Linked DNA regions of Homo sapiens: all the other regions are linked to region 1. The links are chromatin contacts, found by Hi-C or POLR2A ChIA-PET in ENCODE. All regions are on one chromosome and are shown on one strand. Each heading gives the region's core, a stretch centred on a gene start or an enhancer-like site at or near the end of the contact. The rest is flanking DNA. Distances are from core to core; before and after follow the strand shown. Region 1 has its middle 290 kb from the start of QKI. Region 2 holds the start of MPC1-DT (MPC1 divergent transcript). Region 3 overlaps PLG (plasminogen). Region 4 overlaps MAP3K4 (mitogen-activated protein kinase kinase kinase 4).

Region 1 (5,177 bases), core at 1,755-4,254:
CCAAGAGCAATGACAGAGCTTAGAGGGGGCTTTGTAGTCTAGTTAGAATCATGGCATTTTATGGACTTCCTCTGTGAATTTGTGTAACTCTCCCAATCTCACTCGGCCTCAGTTTTATTTGTAAAACGTAATAAATATTCCATTATGTATCATGTAAAATGATTCTATTATGTACCACATAAAAATCTTCAACAAAATAGAGACTGTGTAGACTGTAAATGTTTAATATTTAATATATCTGTAGTGATTAAGCGAAGAGCTTTGATCTTAGCTCCACCACTGACTTGCACGTGTCACCTTGGTCAGTCCACTCTTTAGTCCCTTTGAGCCCCGTTTCCGTTGACTGGAATATTGGTGTTGCGGTTCCTCTTTCATGTAGTACATGAAGCACAGTAGACTCAGTGCGTGGTGCTGTTATTTTTGTTGTAGTTGTTACTATTTTGTGCTCTGAGACTAGAACTCGAGGCTAAAATTTGCATGCACCACACTTTGGATTTGCGTGGGTGAGTCAGTGCTGTCCTAAGTGGGGGGTCATCCATTAGAGGCATTCTGCTGTGGCAGGAGCAGCTTCAGAAACACGGCAGGCTAAGGACAATAGTTAGAAAATGTTATCCCAAATCAAGTCTGTTTGCTGCCATGTGTCAGCAAATCTCACGATGAAAAATACCCACATTTAAACATGATTTCTTCCATAGTCATTTGATTTCTAATGAGACAGCTTGTTACTATCTGTTAAGCACTGGATTTTGCAGTTATGTCAGAAGTCCATGTCAGTGACATTAGTTAATCCTCAGTGGATTTGCCTTTAGTAATCAATTGGCATTTAATTAACATGCAAAAACTTCCCTGTGAAACCTAAATTCAATGTGTAGTAAGTCTCTTTGAGATAAGTTAGGGATGTTGTCAGGACATTTCATAGAGCATAGGCCTCCATGCTCTTATTATTAACTTGAATTCCAGAGTTTTGAATATGCACATGAAGACACCAAGTGAGGACTTCGGCGAAGGGCGTAGAGGTATTTTGGTGTGATCCTTAATGTCAGAGTCTCATCTCCCACGTGTCCTTCTCTTATTAATTCTCAAAACACTGAGCTAAGCAGCCAGTTCTCAAAGTGGGCCCTAAGCTAGCAGCATCTATAGCACCTGTTAGAACTGCAGGCTCTTGGGCCCCTCCCAGACCCAGTGAGTCAGACACTCTGGCGGTGCCCCACACCAGTCTGGATGTTCACAAGCCTCCAGGCGAGTCTGATCCTTGCAGTTTAAGACCAAGGAACTAGGGTCTGGTATCAGGATAGGGGATCCAATGAATACAAACCATCTCTCAGAAGCTTAAATTCATTAAGCACCACCTAGAAAAATGTCTACACCCAGAAAGCTGGATCTATTTTTTTCTTTTGTGTCTTTATTATATTTAAAGTATCAGTCAAAAATACCTGGTTCCCATAGTGATGAGCAATTAGGATATAAATGCATGGGTATGGATATAAATTCTAAAATCCTTGCAGGAGTTTAATATTTGCTTTACATTTAATAGGAAAAGAATGCCGTTGTTTTCTGCCTGGGTTGCATTTTTTTCCTTTCCTTTTACAAATTGGTTTAGCCACATCCTGTACTTTATTTGCTCCTCTCTCCCATAACTCTAGAATTAGGGTACATTAGAAGCTATCCGTAAACTCCAGTGAGGACATGTGATAAATTTAAGCTGGAGCATTTAAAACGAGCTGGGAGAGTAGAGAGAGAAGTAAAAGCAGCCATTTGTGATGTGGGTGGCAGTTTTTAGAAAGTGTCTGTGGAGGGCTAGTGGCTTGGCATGAGGAAAGAGAGGCGTTCCTCAGTGTTGTCCACAGAACAGACACTCCTGTGACAGATGTGATCTTCAGGCAAAGTGGTGCTCGTGCACAGGCTTACGTTAGCACACCTGCTGGTGCAGAATGGTAGGAGAAATATTTCCCCAAAGGACAGAATGCGGATGGCTGGACAGAAACCACTGGGGGAAGGTTCCTGGGAGGAATTCCAGAATGTTTTCTCTGGCAAATAGGACAGAGGAGGCAGAAAAGCAAACCGGATCTCACTCCAAGTCTTTATGGACACAGATGGAAAGGAGAGCAGGAAGAAATCACAGGTCACACGGTGGGAGACACGGTGTAGCTGAGGGTAACCTAGTCGTGTTTAGGTGTGACAAATGACTTGCACTGTTTGCCAGACAACAGTGCCCCCCCATCCCCCACGGGGGTGTAATTCCACTAGTGACACTGATTCAGTTTCCAAAAGAAGCAAAACTCTTCTGCTATAAGATTCTTGATTTGTAAGAGTTTCCCCAGCTCAGTGCTTCCCCTTAGCTTTTTCCTTTTTCATCTCTAAGAGGTTATCACTTCTCAAAAACAAGAGTGCTTTGCCACTTCTCTAGTAGCAAGGTATGAAAACATGCTCTAAAATACTTACTTCCTCCAGCTGCACTGCTGCAGGCGGCCGCCTGAGGGATGGAGATGTTCTGGGCTCAGGGTGGACGGGCCTCTAGACAGAGCTATGGACCCTTCTCCAAAGCTGTGCACGAGGGACGTAGATTGGCATAAGATGCTACACAGAAAACCTGTCGTCTAGATTATTCACGTGGTGGAAAACCTCCATTGGGGCATATTACCATAGAAGGGAAAAGGGTCTGTTCTCTCCACCACAAGCAATGGAGAATGTCCCATATCAAAGATAAGTTTGCAGCCAAGGTGGCCTTCATTGGTAACAGGTTCCATAATTGGCAATGATAGGTATTTTCCTTGCCTCGAAACACAGTCAAGAGGGGAGAGTGTGAGAAGCCAGGGACTTAGGACAGGAGGTGAGGTGATGAGTCATTTTGGTTTCTCAGAGCTGACCTCTGTTGTATTTTTATTTGGGGGTTCAGTCTCTGGCTTGAGGGCTCTTCAGAAAGGAGAGCTTACTTTTGTCACGGAAGGAGGGATGGAGACCTCACCCTTTTGCATGGCCAGCTGGAGCCCCAGGTGTCGCGTGTCCAGCTCGTGGGTGGCATGATGTCATGTTTGTTGACCACGTTGGACCTCATTCTGTCCCGAGAACTTAACTGGGCTAGGAGTTGTGAAACCAGATTTCTTGTTATTTGCTTAGACTTGCTTTTTTTTTTTTTTCCCCATATCCACAAAATGAGAATCCTGGGCTTTTAGTATAATAAGGATTGAAAAATGATTATAAAATACAAGGCAAAAAGATCCATGCTATTTAAATGTTTACTATTATTTTGAGATTCATTTTATGTGCCATACTGCTTTACAAATAGTCTGTAATATTTTAATACAGCACTTTATCTTCGTAATCAAATCTTGAGAAGGCCCCCTATAGCTAATCTTTCTCAAAATCGGCTTAATTTATTAGTGGATAACTATACTTAGGCCTCTTTCTAGAACCTTATGAAGTTTGACATGCACTATTTTTAGACATTACGGGTTCTCTTACTGAGACGCTCCAAAGGGAACAGTGGGGGCAGATGTCCTCCAGGAACCTTGGCAATAAATCCCCCTGGGTGCATGACCTGGGGTCACCAAAACTGCCTGCTACCCAGCAGCAGCAGAAGGGAGACCCAGGTTGGCAGCTGGAGTGACTGACAGTGATTTCCTTTCTGTTCAGTGATGAGCCCACCATGAAGAAAGGGCACGAATCTGCTTCCTCTCTCCCTGTCCTGGGAACGGTGCCTGCCCGTGATGGTATCCTCAGGCCCCCCTCTCTGCGCCAGCAAGATGTCCCAGGGGACGTCTGTGCATTCAGCCAGGTGACCACTAGAATAAAATGTTCTCTAGGACCACCTAAGAGGTAACCCTATATTGGAGATACTGAGGAGAGAGGCCGGGGTGGCTGATAGGGTGGGGAGGCACCATCTGTCTGAGTGCACCCTCCCCTGAGACCCTCAGGGTGTCCTGGGGAGACCAGCAGGTTGGAAGTCCTACGCTTTGAAATTTTTAATTAAACAGGAACCTTTGAAGGAAGCTTTTGATTGTTAGTAACATCCTGACTTGCTCCCCCCATGTGACAGGCTCCCCTTTGTGTGTGGCCCCTCCTGAGTCCACATCCTTCATAAGGAGCGGCTTTACCTCCCTTCCTGTAGGAGAGGAAGCCAGGGCTGTGGCCCAGGGAGGGAGGGGAGGCAGCCACTTCTCTCTTCAGTGCAGTTCATTCCAGTTTGGCTCTGACTGTGGCCAAGCAGGGAAGGGGTGCAGGATGGAAGGCAGCAGCGTGTACTTAGGCAGCTCAGTCAATGGAGCCCCCACGTCTCATCCCCTGCCAACCCTGGGCTCTTCCTGGCTGGATCTGGGCAGCCCAGGGCAGAACCTAGAGTCCAGGGCCACTGGTTCTCCTTGCCAGGTCCCAGGACCCAGTCCTGTTGAAATAACAGAGTTGATGGGAATGCTCTTTGCTGGGCACGAAGCACAGGCTTTAAAGGGCTGCCCATTCGCCACCACACTAGATACTCCCTGAAGGCTATGGGCACTTCCTAGCTCCTCAGCACACCCACAAACAGACACTAGAGGTTAGGGAAGGGCGATGCCACTTTCAACAGGCTGTTGACACTTAGCAGCATTTTGTAGACCAGCCTAAATCAGTGGTTCCTGAGCATCCTTATCCTCTCAGAAAGCTGATTTTGAGCCAGATTAGCTATAAGGGCCCTCTCCTTTCAATATTTGATTATGAATATAAAATGTCTTCCTAAAATCTTATAGAATGTTCATAAACTAGCATGGCACGTAAAATGAAGCCAAAATAATGCTCATAGTAAACCTTGTACTTAAATAGCTCAGATTTTTTTTCTTGAATTTTGTAATGATTTTCCAATGCTGCTTATGTAACGGCCCAACATTCGTGCTCATAGATATGGGAAGAAAGTCAGCAAGACTAGGTTTTGGAGACTAGTCTAAACCCAAGTGTGGATCTGGGTCATCTGGAAATCAACAGGCAAAATCCTTGGCTGCACTCAGGCCTGTAGCTGCAGACTCTCAGCCCAAGAGCTTGTGTGTTTGACAAGCACCTCGTGTCACTCACAGGCGTCCTGCTCTGCATCGATATGGAGGAGCACTGGAGATTAGAAACCTCTGGAAAGAGAGGAGATTGCAGTGAAGCCCCGGGGTCCTGGGTGTAGCCAAGGAGGTGCTTCATGATTTTTACTTACTTCCTCATCT
Region 2 (5,510 bases), core at 786-3,285, 2.7 Mb after region 1:
AGGATTGAGAGCATACCCTCAGACTGCTACCTTGTTCACATTTTTACTACCATTAATCTGATACATTGCTGTGCTCCACAGTGCTAAACACCCATCTTAATTAATAGTAGTTCTATTTAAGCATAGAAATGTCTTTTTTTGAAAGTCAGAAGTGAAGCTTCTGTTTACAAGTTTACCATATGGCAGACTGAATTATTTTTCCTACCCTACTGCTCTATAAAAGTAGAAGTAAACAGTATTTGCAATAAAATTCAGGATTTAAAACTTTTTTATTGCTAAAATCAAGTTGCCTTCATACTATCCCTTTTGTGTGGTTATAACAGGATTTATTCCTCCTCAGCTTTCATCTCTTTACCTCTTGACCACACTATTAACTACCGAAAAAAAACCGCAGCTGTACACGTACCTAGGTTTTAAAATCATACACTGAAAAACTAACTAAAATTACACTCCTAAATAACCTAAAACTGCTTCAAAGTTATATTCAATATTTTGAAATAAAAGCAAGCGCCCCAAGATGAGAGGTGCAAATAAATTATAGAAAGTGTATTTTCAGGCTTTCCAACCGCGAATGCTCTTTGTTTCTAACTGGAAAGGAGGAGTTAACAGAAAATAGAACAAGAAGAAAAAGTATGACCTTAGAGACACGTCACTTTACTTTGGTTGACAGAATTTCGTATATAAAAACATCTTAAATTGTACTTCCTCCCAAGCTTAAAGTCCTTAGAATGAGAAAACCGAAAGGCGAACCCAAGGCCAGCACATTTTATTTCCGCTGTCCCAGAAGCGCGCTGGGCGCACCCGAAGCTCCGCTCCAACAGCGCCGCGCCGCGCTCTCAGCAGCGCCTCCCGCTGGCGTCTCCCCACCCCACACCCAGGTCGCCGCCTCTGGCACACCTGGACGGCCGCAGGTGACCGGCGACCCACTCCGAGGATCTGGTAGAAACCGGCCAGGAAACCACTCCCGCCCGGAGGAGCGAGCCACTGTCAACTGGCCCGGAGGGACGTGCCCACTGCCAACCATGGGAGAGGAACGAGCCTCTGTCACCCCTGCCGGGTCACCCTGCCCTGAGGGGCGCCCACTGTCACCCCTGCCGGGAGAGGCGTCCCCATGGTCACCCTGTCCTGAGGAGCGCCGTCGCTTTCGTCCCTCCAGGTCCCCACTGCCACTCTGGCCGGGAAGGGCGTCCACTGTTATGCCTACCAGGAGAGGCGTCCCCAGTGTCACCTTGGCCAGGAGGGACGCCCACCGTCACCCACTCCCTGAAGGGGACTCAATGTCACCCCTGCCTTGAGGGGCGCCCACTGTCACCCTGCCGGGAGAGGACACCCACTGTCACCCCCGCCCTGAGGAGCGCCCACTGTCACCCTGCCGGGAGAGGACACCCACTGTCACCCCCGCCCTGAGGGGCGCCCACTGTCACCCCCGCCCTGAAAGGCGCCCACTGTCACCGGCTCTCTACGCCGTCCGCTTCGGGGTGTGGCGGTCCGGGAGGGATCCGGGTGGGGCCCCCCTGACAAGCGCACCCTCTCGCCTGGGCCCCGGCCCACCCGCTGCCCGGGGCCACCGCGTCCTCGCGGCCGCCCTCGTCGCGGACTGCACGGGTCGCAGCCTCCCGGGAGCCCCTCCGGGTTGCGGGGTTCGGCCTGCGGCGCTCGTCACCTCATGAGGTAGTCCCGGAAATCCTTGCTTCGGACATAGTCCGCCGCTTTCCGCACCAACGCGCCCGCCATGGCTGTGCCGACACCAGACCCCGAGTGGTCCCTGCCTCTGCTGCCGCTTCCCAGAGCCAATGACACCCCGGCCAACCCCCCGGCAGCCGACGGCGAGCCAGCCCGAAGGCCCGCCTCACGACACCCGGCCACGCCTTACGGCCGCGCCGCGCCGCCCGGCTCTCGGCCAATGACAGGGCGCAGGGCCAGAGATGGTGGCGCGGACTGGCTGGCTCGTGCCGCACGCCTCCTTCCCGCCCTCGGTGGCGCACGGGGGCGGGGCCCGCTGCCGTAAAACGGCTGGGGCTGGGCCGGGGCTGGCAGGCGGTTGCTAGGCTCCAGCGGCTCCCGGCCAGCGGGGACGTGGAGGTGACATTTCTCTGACCCACAGGACTGTGGGCGCCCTGCCGAGCGTCGCGCGGTCTTGGGGCGACCTGCAGTGGGGCCCCTGCGGCGCAGCGCGCGGTGGGACTGGCCGGGTTCCCGCGCCGCCCAGGGCCTGTGTCTGCGCCGGTTCCTGGCAAGGGCACCTTGGCCGGGCGGCCCGCGTCCCCTGCGCTTCCCACACCCACGTGGGCGGACCCGGCCCGCAAGCTGGGCCAGCCTGCGGTTTCCGGGCACTGGGGAGTGCGCAGAGCCCCGGGCCAGCGACCGCAGCCGGGGCCCCTGGCTTCTCCCGAGCACTTTCCCCCGGACCGGTCCCTCCAGGGTGGCGGGCGGCACCCAGGGCCGGCGCTCCTCACCAACGCGCTGCAGCTACGGGCTCAGGAGGGAGCCGCAGCGTCGGAGGAGGAAAGCATTTAAGAATAGCACAAAGCCTTAGGCTCGAGGAAGCGTGACTGCTTACGTGTTGAAAATAAAGGTTCTGTAAGTCCCACCGCGGGTGCATATTGAAAAGAAAGGGATCATTAGCACGCGACCCTCGCCTAGGAGTATATAAACCGCAGCACGACTTTCGGATCACAAAGGCAGAGAAAAGAACACATTGAAGGCTTTTGCTCACTTTTCCAAGTTGTTTCGTTTCGTTTTGTTTCTAATGTGGACGATCATTTAAAATGCCTCTGGTGGCCGGGCGCGGTGACTGACGCCTGTAATCACAGCACTTTGGGAGGCCGAGGCGGGCGGATCACCTGAGGTCAGGAATTCGAGACCAGCCTGGGCAATACGGTTAAACCCCCTCTCTACTAAAAATAAAAAAATTAGCTGGGCGTGGTGGCATGTGCTTGTAGTCCCAGCTACTTGGGAGGCTGAGACAGAAGAATCGCTTGAACCCGGGAGGCGGAAGTTGCAATGAGCCAAGATTGCGCCATTGCATTCCAGCCTGGGCAACAGAGCAAGACCCTGTCTCCAAAAAAAACAAATAAATATAACAAAATTCCTCTGGTAGCCGGGTGCGGTGGCTCACGCCTGTAATCTCAGCACTTTGGGAGGCTGAGGCAGGTGGATCACTTGAAGTCAAGAGTTTGAGACCAGCCTGGCCAATATAGTGAAACCTCATCTCTACTGAAAATACAAAAATTAGCCAGGCGTGGTGATGCGCTCCTGTGATCCCAGCTACTCGGGAGGCTGAGGCGTGAGAATCGGTTGAACCCGGGAGGTGGAGGTTGTAGTGATCCGAGATTGTGCCATTGCACTCCAGCCTGGGCAACAGAGGGAGATCCTGTCTCTAAAATAAAAAATAAAAGAAATGCCTTTGGTGAACAGGAATTCTCAACATTAGTGACCCGCAGTGTATTAGTGTTAATAATGGACATCCCCTTTGATCCAGCAAGCCCATCTAGAGATTTCCTAGGATAGACAAGCCAGTTTGTGCAATTTCATGTGTACAGCATTGTTTTTAGTATGGAAAGATTAGAGTTTACATATCTACCCATAGGGAGAGAGTTAAATAAATTATGGTGCATCCGTTTAGTGGATTAGTATACAGCCATTAGGAATAAAGGAATTCTTTATGTGCTGATATGAAATATCTTTTTTATTTTCAAGAAAAAAACCCAGGTTCTGAATAGTGTATAAAGTATGCTACTCATTGTGCATAGGGACAAAGAAAATATATACATTCATGTTTGCAAAGATACTGGAGAAATGTTAGTAGTGGCTGCCTCTAAGGATGACCAAGAGTGACACTGACTTTTCATTGTATCTTCCTTTGTTCTTTTTGAAATTTGTACAGTCTACTTATGCTATCTATTCAAAATAAGTGGTGTTAAGAAGAAATGCCTTTGAGAATGAAAATGGTAAGCCCTTGATTGAGTGGGGTTCATTTTCTGTTAGGATCGTGGTCTCTATTGGTCACAGCTGACCTTGATCGTCACTGAAAGTGTATCTCATTACACAATATTGCAGTCTTGAACACCAGGAAGGTTGTTCTGTTCCACATGAACATGCTTCATGATGGGGTTAGGAATGTACAACCTGTGAAAAGTGAGGGAGTCTTGATTATTAATAATAATATTATTAATAGCTACCTTTTCTTGATCATTAGGCACTATTTGTACATTATTTCTCCTTCTCACATCAACCCAGAAGGTAGGTATAAGGAAACTGAGTGGCTTCTTGAATGAAGCCAAACTGCTCTGCAAGATTGGTGGAAAAGGAGACTCTCCATGTGCTAACAGGTTCCTGGATCTCATAGCTGCTCTGTCTTAGCCCTTAATATGTTTCTTTTCCTCATGGATGGTGGTTCTGAAACCTGAGCTGTCAGAAGAATCCTTGGCAGATTCCTAGATCCCAGCCTCAGACTCAGAAGGTCTGGAGTTGGGGCTGAAAGCTGCGTGGCTAATGGGCACTGCAGGTGACTCTGAGGCTGCTGGTCAGTGTCTAGCACTTGGAGAAACTCTACTGAGGGCACCTGCCCCTAATGCACTGTTGCCACCACTGGGCTGGGGTCAAGAGGCTTTACTTCCCACATTTGGGCCTCAATTGGGACCTCTGAGCTTTCCACTAGTTTCCGTTCCATGAAGGAGTACAAATTGGAGTATGTAAAGACAAAAGACATACGTAAGTGGATAATTTGGGTTTGAACTAAGTTCTCTGCGACTCTCAAAGCCATACTTCCCCCATGTTGCCACAAAAAGTATTTGTTTCATGTTGCCATGTATCTCTTACTTCAAATATGAAGCAGGAATGTGATCTAAAGCATAAGAACATAGCAATAGATAGACCCATGTACATGATTTCGTAAAACTTTAGAAAGGCCAGTCCTACATGGTTTGTCCATATTTGGACGGTGTGTGGAATGCACAAATGAAAGCATCACTGGCTATTCTGAACCCCAGGTTTGTGGAAGTGAGTGTAAAGGCCCAGCAGTGAGCCCCAATCTCACCTGCCCATCAAAGTTCAGAAACGACAATCAGAATAGGCCGCACTTGGCGCTTCCCTGTAGACACAGGATCTGTGAGTTTGGACAGATTTCTGGTCAGTTTGGAAGGAAGCTGGCCTCTGTTAACAGAGCACCCCTTATGGGTCAGTGTTGTGCAGGCAGTCCACATACACTGTGTGTATGCGATGACAGTGCGTCTGCTTGTAGAAGGGGCTGGGTCCCCTCTGCAGAGCCTCCGCATGGGGCTGCATGACTGGTTCCGGCCGACTTGCTGGGGAGCGCACAGCCTGTCCACAAAGGGAATCTTCATCCTTCCTGATCTGTAGAGCCATTTGCAATGCGTGATGGCAACTGCTTAACTTCAGTTTTCGTCCCTGGGCCAGAGATTTCTGTGCCCTGGGATAATAAACGTATTATCTAAAGAGCTTTTATTTCTTTCTAGAGAATAAGGAAAATGATACTCTGCAGAATTTCT
Region 3 (5,428 bases), core at 21-2,520, 3.0 Mb before region 1:
AAGGCCACCAGCAGTATCTTGCATGCAACTGATGCCTTTCAAATGAAACCTTACATCTGCATAGTCCATAGACAACCACAGGCAAATGTGAGGGTGAAACTCTGTGTTCTACGTTGCTCTGTGTCAGTGAAGCAAGGCAGTGCCAGTTCAGAGGGCTCTGGGGCCTCAAGACAGGGATGACTGGTTGTGGGTACTGCAGCTGCGAGCAGAGCAGTCAAACATAACTGCTGATGCTTTTCTTTCAGTCCTGCCGTCATCACTGACAAAGTAATCCCAGCTTGTCTGCCATCCCCAAATTATGTGGTCGCTGACCGGACCGAATGTTTCATCACTGGCTGGGGAGAAACCCAAGGTGAGATAAATTCCATTGCCCACATAACGAATTGGTTTTGACCTACAGTCCATGTGACAAAATGATCATTTTGGAGAAAGCTGTGCAAATTCCTATCCATGAATGTGGTCCACCCCACTCCTGATTTTGCCTGGGCACCTGTCTATGTCTTAATCAGTCTTCAAGGCACATGATCAAAGGGAGGAAAACTGTGTCTTTGAGTCTCTCTCTCTCTCTCTGTTTTCAGAACATTTTTATTTCAATTAATTAATTTTTAACTTTTATTTTAGGTTCAGGGGTACATGTGCAAGTTTCTTGTATATGTAAACAGTGGTTTGTCATGCAGATTATTTTGTCACCTAGGTACTAACCCTAGTACCCAATTCTTAGTATTTCCTGCTCCTCTCCCTCCTCCCACTCTTCTCCCTCAAGTAGGCCCCAGTGTCTGTTGCTCTCTTCTTTGTGTCCATGAGTTCTCATCACTTAGCTCCCACTTATAACTGTGAACATGTGGTATTTGGTTTTCTGTTCCTGTGTTAGTTTTCTAAGAATAACGGCCTCCAGCTCCATTCATGTTCCTGTAAAAGATATTACCTCATTCTTTCTTATGGCTAAACAGTATTCCATGGTGTATATGTACCACATATTCTTCATCCAATGTGTCATTGATGGTCATATAGGTGATTCCATGTCTTTGCTACTGTGAATAGTGCTGCAATGAACATTCATGTGCATGTGTCTTTAGGGTAGAATGATTTATATTCCTCTAGGTATATCGCCAGTAGTAGGATTGCTGGGTTGAAAGTTAGTTCTGCTTTTAGCTCTTTGAGAATCACCATACTGCTTTCTACAGTGGATGAACTAATTTACAGTCCCACCAGCTGTTAGTGTTCTCTTTTCTCTGCAACCTTGCCAGCATCTGTTATTTTTTGACTTTTTAGGAAGCCATTCTGGCTGGTGTGAGATGATTTTTCATTGTGGTTTTGATTTGCATTTCTCTAACGATCAGTGATATTGAGCTTTTTTTCATATGTTTGTTGGCCACAGGCATGTCTTCTTTAGAAAAGTGTGTTAGTGTCCCCTGTCCATTTTTTAATGGGGTTTTTTTTTTCTTGTAAATTTGTTTAAGTTCCTCATAGATGCTGGATATTAGACCTTTTTCAGGTGCATAGTTTGCAAATATTTTCTCCTGTTCTCTAGGTTTTCCCTTTACTCCCTTGAGAGTTTCTTTTTCTGTCCAGAAGCTCTTAAGTTTAATTAGATCCCATTTGTCAATTTTTGCCTTTGTTGAGATTGCTTTTGGCATCTTCATGAAATTTTTGCCCGTTCCTATGTCCAGGATGGTGTTACCTAGGTTGTCTTCCAGGATTTTTGTACTTTTGGATTTTACATTTAAGTCTTTAATCCATCTTGAGTTGATTTCTGTATATGGTGTAAGGAAAGGGGTCCAGTTTCCATCTTCTACATATGGCTAGCCAGTTACCCCAGCACCATTTATTGAATAGGGAGTTATTTTCCCATTGCTTGTTTTTGTCAGCTTTGTTAAAAATCAGATGTCTGTAGGTGTGTGGCCTTATTTCTGGGCTCTCTATTCTGTTCCACTGGTCTACGTGTCTTTTTTTTTTTTTTTTTTTACCAGTACCATGCTGTTTTTGTTACTGTAGCCCTGAAGTATAGTTTGAAGCCAGGTAATGTGATGTCTCCAGCTTTGTTCTTTTTGTTTAGGATTGCCTTGGCTATTCTGGCTCCTTTTTGGTTATATATAAATTTTTGAAGTAGTTTTTTAATAGTGCTGTGAAGAATATCATTGGCAGTTTGATAGGAATAGCAATGAATCTGTAAATTACTTTGGGCAGTATGGCCATTTTAATGATATTGATTCTTCCAATCCATGAGCATGGGATGTTTTTCCATTCATTTGTGTCATCTCTGATTTCTTTGAGCAGTGTTTTGTAATTCTTATTGTAGAGATCTTTACCTCTCTGGTTAGCTGTATTCTTACATATTTTATTCTTTTTGTGGCATTTGTGAATGGGACTGTGTTCCTGATTTGCCTCTGGGCTTGGCTGTTGTTGGTGTAAAGGGATGCTAGTGATTTTTGTACATTGATTTTATATCCTGAAACTTTGCTGGAGTTGATTATCAGCTGAAGGAGCTTTTGGGCTGAGACTATGGGGTTTTCTAGACATAGAGTCATGTCATCTGCCAACAGGGATCGTTTGATTTCCTCTCTTCCTATCTGGATGCCCTTTATTTCTTTCTCTTGCCTGATTGCTCTGACCAGGGCTTCCAATACTATGTTGAATAGGAGTGGTGAAAGAGGGCATCCTTATCTTGTGCCAGTTTTCAAGGGGAATGCTTCCAGCTTTTGCCCATTTAGTATGATGTTGGCTGTGGACTTGTCATAGCTGTCTCTTATTATTTTGAGATATATTCCTTCAGTACCTAGTTTATTGAGAGTTTTCAATATAAAGGATGGTAAATTTTATCAAAATCCTTTTCTGCATCTATTGAGATAATCATGTGGGTTTTCTCTTTAGTTATATTTATGTGATGAATCACATTTATTGATTTATGTATGTTGAACCAAGCTTACATTCTGGGGATAAAGCCTACTTGATCACGATGGATTGGCTTTTTTATGTGCTGCTGGATTTGGTTTGCAAGTATTTTGTAAAGGATTTTTGCATCAGTGTTCATCAAGGATATTGGCCTGAAGTTTTTTGTTGTTTTTGTGTCTCTGCCAGGTTTTGGTATCAGGATGATGCTGACCTCATAGAATGAATTGGAGAGGAGACCCTCCTCCTCAGTTTTTTTGAACGGTTTCAGTAGGAATGGTCATAGCTCTTCTTTGTACATCTGGTGGAATTCAGCTGTGAATCTATCTGGTCCTGGGCTTTTGTTGGTTAGTAGGCTATTTATTACTGATTCAATTTTGGAGCTCATTATTGTTCTGTTCAGGGAATCAATTTCTTCCTGGTTCAGTCTTGGGAGGGTGTATGTGTCCAGGAATTTATCCATCTCTTTTAGGTTTTCTAGTTTGTGTGCATGGAGCTGTTTGTAGTAGTTTCTGATGGTTATTTTTATTTTTGTGGCATCAGTGCTAACATCCCCTTTGTCATTTCTAATTGTGTTTATTTTGGTCTTATCTTCCTTTTCTTCATTAGCCTAGCTAGCAGCCTACCTATCTTATTACTGTTTTCAAAAAACCAACTACTGGACTTGTTGATCTTTTGAATGAATTTTCATGTCTTGACTTTCTTCAGTTCAGCTCTGATTTTGGTTATTTCTTGCCATCTGCTAGCTTTGGGGTTGATTTGCTCTTGTTTCTCTAATTTTTTCCATTGTGATGTTAGGTTCTTAATTTGAGATCTTTCTTCTTGATGCTAGCATTTGGTGCTATGAATTTCTCTCTTAACACTACCTTAGCTCTGTCCAAGAGATTCTGGTATGTTGTATCTTTATTCTCATTAGTTCAAAGAACTTCCTGATTTCTGCCATAATTTCATTATTCACCCAAAAGTCATTCAGGAGCATGTTGTTTGATTTCCATGTAATTGTACGGTTTTGAGTTATTTTCTTAGTCTTGACTGGTATTTCATTGTGCTGTGGTCTGAGAGTGTGTTTGGTATGATTTTGGTTCTTTGGCACTTGCTGAAGATTGTTTTATGTCCAATTATGTGGTTGATTTTTAGAGTATGTGCCACATGGTGATGAAAATGTACATTCAGTTGTTTTGGGAAAGAGAGTTGTGTAGAGGTCTATCAGATCCATTTGGTCCAATGCTGAGTTCAGGTCCTGAATATCTTTGTTAATTTTGTGCCTCGATGATCTGTCTAATACTGTCAGTGGAGTACTGAAGTCTCCCACTATTATTTTGTGGGCGTCTAAGTCTCTTTGTAGGTCTCTAAGAACTTTATGAAGCTGGGTGCTCTTGTGTTGGGTTCACATGTATTTAGGATAGTAGATCTTCTTTTTGAATTGAACCCTTTACCATTATGTAATGCCCTTCTTTGTCTTTTTTGGTCTTTGTTGGTTTAAAGTCTGTTTTGTCTGAAATTAGGATGGCAACCCTTGCTTTTTTGTCTGATTTCCATTTGCTTGGTAGGTTCTCCTCCATCCCTTTATTCTGAGCCTATGGGTGTCATTACATGTGAGATGGGTCTCTTGAAGGTAGCATACCAGTGGGTCTTGCTTTTTATCCAGCTTGCCACTCTGTGCCTCTTAAGTTGGGCATTTAGCCCATTTACATTCAAGGTTAGTATTGCTATGTGTGAATTTGATGCCCTCATTGTGTTGTTATGCTGGCTTGTTTGTGTGATGGTTTTATAGTGTCATTGGTCTGCGTATTTAAGTATATTTTTGTATTGGCTGGTAGCCATCTTGCTATAGTTAGTGCTTCTTTCAAGATCTCTTGTAAGGCAGTTCTGGTGGTAACCAACTCCCTCAACATTTGCTTAGCTGAAAATGATCTTATTTCTCTGTTGCTTAGGAAGCTTAGTTTGGCTGGATATGAAATTCTTGGGTGGATATTTTTTAAGAATATTGAATATAGGCCCCAATATCTTCTAGCTTGTACGGGTTCAGTTGAGAGGTATGCTGTTAGATTGATGGGGTTCCCTTTGTAGACGACCTGTCCTTTCTCTCTAGCTGCCTTTAACATTCTGTCTTTCATTTTGACCTTGGAAAATCTGATGATTATGTGTCTTGAGGATGATCTTCTTGTATAGAATCTCACAGGGGTTCTCTGTATTTTCTAAATTTGACTATTGGCCTCTCTAGCAAGGTTGAAGAAGTTTTCATGGACAATATCCTGAAATGTTTTCTAAATTGTTTACTTTCTCCCCATCCCTTTCAGAAATGCCAGTGATTTGTAGATTTGGCCTTTTTACATAATCCCATGTTTCTTGGAGGCTTTGTTCATTCCTTTTCATTCTTTTTTCTTAATTTTTGTCAACTGTCTTATTTCAGAAAGCCAGTCTTCCATTTCTGAGATTCTTTCCTCAGCTTGGTTTATTTTGCTATTAATACTTGGATTGCTTTGTGAAATTCTTACAGTTTGTTTCTCAGCTCTCAGCTCTGTCAGATCCATTAGGT
Region 4 (5,343 bases), core at 1,327-3,826, 2.7 Mb before region 1:
CCTATTCATTTCTTATATAAAACTTACCAACTGATGTTCACAGCATCATGAATGCGGATAGCTAATAGTCTACTCTAGAATACAGAATGTGATACAGGCAGTGATTTTTCTGTCCCCACCAATTGAACTATATACTTAACAAGAGTTTCTGGTTTGTTCCTAAATCTATTTAGATCTTTACTTTTTAATTGTGATTGTGTAACTCAGTAGACTATTATACAAATCTATGAAATGTGAGTGTGAAAGAGAATTGTAGCTTCTACATAAATTAACTTGGAATGCTTTGCAAAGTGTCAGTATAGGTGAGTAACATTAAAAAAAAATTGCCTTCAAATTAGGTGTAAGAGAGAACTGTGAAAGCTTAGGAAGAAAAATCATGAACATCCAGAAAAATCGCTCTACAAAAGTCTTTAAATTCTTGTTCTATTTTAGAGAAATAGAGTGGAGATTGTAGATGATGCATTGTGCAACATCTGATAAGCCAGAGAGTTGACTCGGAACTTCCATCAGTGGACCCGCACTAAAAGACAAGGCTGTAGCCCTCATTAAAGTAGTGGTTGATTAAAACCCACTCATGGGTTTAAAGCAAAAATAAAATGTAAGGTTTGTATGTGTGGCAGTTACATATTACAGTTTAACAAACCATACCAATGTTTAACAGCTTAAAATAAAAACCATTTATTAGCTGTCATGGTATTGAGTGGTTTTTCTGCTACTTACGGTGTTGGCTGCAGAGCAGGGACAAATGGAGATCCAAAATAGCCTCACTCATAGGGTTAGCAAGTTAAGTTGGTGCTGGCTGTCAGCTGGGAGCTCCCCAAGTTTGGGCTAGCTAGCTTCTCCTTCATGCACTTCTCCACCTAAGTTGGGCTCCTTACCTGGTGGCTAGCTTTCCCAGCAGTACACAGGTGGCCTTCTTAAGGTTTAGGCCCGGGACTGGTCCAGTGTCATTTTTGCTACATTGCTTGGGTTAAAGCAGTCACAAAGTCATTCCACATTCAAGCGTAGATATGCAGGTTTGTGACCATGAGGAGGCCGGTTTCATCAGGGACCCCCAAAGTAACAGCTGCCACAGTATATTTTTTTTGTCTGCATGTTTCATTGTTAATGTTTTTGTATGTATGTTTAATTAACTGTCCAAGCACAAGTTCCAGTGGCATTGGATAAGACTTCTAAATTAAAGTGTTTACAAGAAAACAATAATTTGATTAAAACTTGTATTCTTACTAGTAAGTGTGGGGGCGTAGGGATTTCATTATTGGCAAAAATCAACAATCCTTCATTCTTGTAGCCTTTAAAAAATATATTTTAAAAATAGTGAAATGTTATTGTATTTTAAAAGGATTTGGATAATGATTAAATCCAAAGTATAGAAGATAAACTTACTTGATTTGTTTATTCAATCAGCAAGTAGTTTTGAACACATAATCTGCACCAGCCACTGTTCTAGACACCGGAGAAGCAGTGGTAAGGATGACAGGCTCCTGCTCTTCAGTAATTGTTGGGGAGATAGCTTCTTATTCATTTCCATAGGAAATCTTTTTTTTTTTAAATCTACATTTGTTTTAAAAAGATGAATTTTCATTAAAAAACAAGTCTAAATGTCTATCTTGAAAAATAAGCAAGATTAGTTAGGTTTGTAAAGACCCTATGCTCTGAAACAGTGCAAAAGTTAGATAGTACATGTTGGATAAGCTCGAGGTTTGACCGTTCACCTGGAGGTGAGCTGATAAATGTTCAGCTGTAGATTGATGATAAAGATAACTAACATTGATAAATTGACTCGTGTAATATGGATAACTTATTAATAAATTGGCTCTTGTAGTATGAACCAAACATACAACCTCAAACTGAGCTTAGCTCCCTTTGATTAATACTTCAGGCCAAGCAAGCTATACACATTGTTTAAAGAAAAAGGAAACCTAGAAAATCTATCCCTTCTGCCTATGTCCCTCCTCTCTTTCCCCCAATAGCAGAAATCTCCCTAATACTTATTACCTAATAGAGAATAGGTGGAGGTGGATGAGAGAACTTCATACAGATGAATATTATACTTCACAAGTGGTTAAAATATCCATTTATTTCGAAGGATGTCGCTAAATGAAGTGTTTTGGGTTTTTTTGGCGGGGGTGGTGTTGGGGGGCAGGGGTGGCTTTTGCAGAACCACAGATGTTTTCAGACTCATCTAATCCGACTTCATCATTTTACAGATAGCTATTTCAGGCACCATTGTGGTTTACCTAATATGTCAGAGCAGAACTATTTAACCCTAAGTAACTTGAATTTTTGTTTTGTTTTCTTTTCACACATTTTTCCTCTAAAACCTACACCAAACTCCCTTGGGTTGAGTTCAAGACATACTTTGCCTAGACCAGACTGTAGTGTAATAATAGTACTTTAGCAGGGTTTTATGGTAAAAGAGTGAAATGTTTTACGTGACTGTCAGAAGTTTAGTACCAGAAAGACATTTCACATTTGCATGTTATTAAACACAAGTAAGACAAATGTTTCAGGGCAGCTGATGTAGACCTTGTACTACTTTGCTCATCCCAAATCATTGGTATACATGTAAACATTCTGAACTGGTCGGCTGACCACATTAGCTCATCTCACATGAACGATTACAAAATGAGGTTTTGGATGCTTACGGTTAGTTAATTGAAATGATGCAAGTTCTTTTGAACTTACCACTAGTATTTTTCTGGATTTTGTGTATAAGTGTTTTGTTTGTTTGTTTGTTTGTTTTAAAGAAAAAAGAATAAAACTTTGCTTGATTTCTTTCCCTCCTATTAATATGTTACTTCTAAGCTAAGGCCCTCAAACTAAGTTTTCTCTGGCTGCTTTTAATATTCTTCTCTTCGTCATTGGTTTTCAGCAATTTGGTTATGATGTACATAACAACAGACTGGGAGTTTTCTTTATAGTTCTTTAGCTCAGAGTTTGTTGGATCTGCGAGCTTATGGTTTTCTCCAGATTTGAAAAATTTTCAGCCCTTCTTCAGAGATTTGTTTCTGTGCCTCCCTTCTCTAGTTTTGGACTCCAGTAACACATGGTTAAACTGCTTGATACTGTCACACAGGGCACTGGTACCCTGTTTTTTTATTTCTCCCAATCTTTTTCTCTCTGATTCATTTTCAATAGTTTCTGTTGCTGTGTCTTCAAGTTCACTGATGTTTTTCTGCTGTGTCTGGTCTGCTGTTAAACCCATATTTCAGATATATTTTTTATCATTATAATGTCTACTTGAGTCATTTCTGGTCTGTTTCTTTGGGTTTTTCTCCTGGTTTGGATCATATATTTTTTTCTTTGGTATTTTTGTTTGTTTGTTTGTTTGTTTGATTGAGACAGGGTCTTGCTTTGTCACCCAGGCTGGAGTGCAGTGGTGCCAGCTCAAGTGATCCTCTCGCCTCCGTCTCCTTGAGTAGCTGGGACCACAGGTGCATGCCACCACACCTGGTTAATTTTTTGTATTTTTTGTAGAGATGGGGTTTTGCCATGTTGTCCAGGCTGGTCTCAAACTCCTGAGCACAAGCAATTTGCCCACCTCAGCCTCCCCAGGTGCTGGGATTACAGACATGAGCCATTGCACTTGGCTGGTAATTTTTTGATAGGATGGAAAACGTTGTGAATGTTATTTATTAGGTGCTAGACTCTTTTTAAAAGAAAGTTTCTTTAAATACTGTTGGATTTTGTTCTGACATGTAGGTGTTACTAAGTTGCTTGGATGGAATGTAAACCAGTATCTTTTCCAACAAGTGAGAATACCATGTTGACTGCATTAAGTAAATCCTAAGAAAATATTAAATTCATTTTAATTACGAATTATAAGTATAGTGGCTGGTAGTACCATATGACATTTTCCTAACTCGTTTTCTGTGATGCTTAATGGGTAAGGAAGGATAAAATATACTGTGTTTTGTCTTATTTTAATATTTTGTTTATGACAGTATTCATCTTCGTTTCAGTGTGATTTTTAAATGTTTACTGCTAGAATAATTAGATAATTTAGAAATACTTTGAAGTCAGTAGTTGTTCATTGTGTCTATGTGAATGTATAAGGATAAGACAGATGACTTTTGGTTTTGTAATAAATGCAGATCGGAAAACAAGGGACTGTTAGCTTCTATAGAATTATTACAAGGATTTATTCTTGTACTTTTATTTGACAGTACAGCCACATTAATTTTTCCATGTGTAGAGAAATAATTTGTCTACAGTTGGAGGTTAGCACAACACAAATATTCTTCTGGGTCCCCAATGTAAAGTCTTCATAAAAGTTAGCCTTTTTATTATATGTACTTTCTTAGACCCTCTTTATCTGCTAAAGCACAGGACTCAATTCCCATGGCATGTAGATCCCACAAAGGTACTTCTTTATTTATTTTTAAAAAATCAGCTGTGCTTGTCTTTTTAGATCGTGACGCTCCTCAGGTCGGGGGGCTTGATATTTGGATCACTGAGGTTTGATATTATCAGTCCCTCCTCACAACAATTCTCCTCCACTTTCACTCTGCATTGCATTAATTCATCATCCACACAGTACTGCTAGATACTAGCAAAACAGACCATTTTATATTTTTCGTAGCCCTTTGTTTCCATTACTTTAATTTTAAAAACACCTTTACAACTGAATTTCCTGAAATGGTTAGAATGTAGACCTTTAAAATTCCAGATTATTAGTCTTAATAGTCTTAGAAAGATTCAATAATGGATGCTTCACCCACCAGGACGGCTGAGACATGGCCTTAGCTTCTGAGTTCACATTCCTCCTCACCACAAAGGATGTGTTTTGAAAGAGATTTTGTTTGCTATTTCGTATCTGACTTCATTTTTCTAATTATCCTGTTATTCACTGCTGTCTGGCTTTGATGTATTTAACTGACTAAACATTTATGCTATAGTTTCCTGGCAGTTACCATTCTTATGTGTTAAGTGCATTATTATGAAAAGCACTGAATGAGAGCCCTATGCTGGACAGTCCTGGAGATTCAAAAGTAATAAAATATAGTCTTTTCTTAGTGTTTCCTTTAAGTATATTAAGTGTGGAAATTAAATGAAAACAGAAACCTTATAATATTGAGTTCGAAAGAATTCAGCAGATGTTTCAGATGTTAAAAGTGCTTCCAGGCCTACACCATGCTCAACTCCTAGGTGAGCTTCTCTCTTAAGGTGAAGCAGATAGATGAGCAAGAACTCAGGTTCCCTCACTGAGCACAGTGACCTCCCAAGGCCTGTGATATGAATGGTATCAAGCATTTAGTGAACACTTACTATATTCTGACTCTTTTGTTAAGTGTACATTATTGGGTTTAATCCTCATAGGAATAAGTATTTATAAGTCTA

Evidence for each region. Hi-C counts contacts between places; a loop is a spot of excess contacts on that map. ChIA-PET counts read pairs that join two places held with the same protein, here RNA polymerase II (POLR2A). Pooled maps may share reads with other maps.
Region 2: a loop to region 1 is called in a map with no recorded cell type, with 10 times the contacts of the local background. The contact joins the promoter of MPC1-DT here to the enhancer-like site in region 1. A Hi-C loop is called at or near these places in 3 of 37 single-sample maps with no recorded cell type and 2 of 50 pooled maps. POLR2A ChIA-PET finds 5 or more read pairs at or near these places in 1 of 52 experiments (T-cell).
Region 3: a map of OCI-LY7 shows a loop between it and region 1 (6-fold over the local background). The contact joins two enhancer-like sites. A Hi-C loop is called at or near these places in 1 of 168 maps with a recorded cell type or tissue (OCI-LY7), 6 of 37 single-sample maps with no recorded cell type and 3 of 50 pooled maps.
Region 4: a map with no recorded cell type shows a loop between it and region 1 (11-fold over the local background). The contact joins two enhancer-like sites. A Hi-C loop is called at or near these places in 8 of 37 single-sample maps with no recorded cell type and 5 of 50 pooled maps.

Annotation. Positions count from the first base shown.
Region 1 is chr6:163,705,727-163,710,903 of GRCh38, forward strand. No RefSeq gene overlaps it. Among named protein-coding and RNA genes, the nearest start is that of QKI, 290 kb to the left of the region's middle. RefSeq lists enhancers at 1,056-1,125, 2,608-2,727. Within about 2 kb of position 3,005, at least 7 of the 41 ENCODE cell types and tissues checked have a DNase peak (open chromatin) inside an H3K27ac peak, as active enhancers do; they include OCI-LY7, where a contact is called at or near this core.
Region 2 is chr6:166,381,143-166,386,652 of GRCh38, forward strand. MPC1-DT (MPC1 divergent transcript) reads left to right here and starts at 2,036. Exons shown (of 1, transcript NR_189630.1): 1 at 2,036-5,510. It overlaps MPC1 (mitochondrial pyruvate carrier 1), which reads right to left and starts at 1,798. Exons shown (of 5, transcript NM_016098.4): 1 at 1,664-1,798. The coding sequence starts at 1,734. RefSeq lists an enhancer at 941-1,120 and silencers at 1,481-1,580, 1,731-2,470.
Region 3 is chr6:160,741,066-160,746,493 of GRCh38, forward strand. It overlaps PLG (plasminogen), which reads left to right. Exons shown (of 19, transcript NM_000301.5): 17 at 246-352. Among named protein-coding and RNA genes, the nearest start is that of PLG, 42 kb to the left of the region's middle. RefSeq lists an enhancer at 1,293-1,362. Within about 2 kb of position 1,271, at least 2 of the 41 ENCODE cell types and tissues checked have a DNase peak (open chromatin) inside an H3K27ac peak, as active enhancers do; they include OCI-LY7, where a contact is called at or near this core.
Region 4 is chr6:161,027,120-161,032,462 of GRCh38, forward strand. All of the region lies in intron 1 of MAP3K4 (mitogen-activated protein kinase kinase kinase 4), which reads left to right. Among named protein-coding and RNA genes, the nearest start is that of MAP3K4-AS1, 37 kb to the left of the region's middle. RefSeq lists an enhancer at 2,293-2,392. Within about 2 kb of position 2,577, at least 2 of the 41 ENCODE cell types and tissues checked have a DNase peak (open chromatin) inside an H3K27ac peak, as active enhancers do.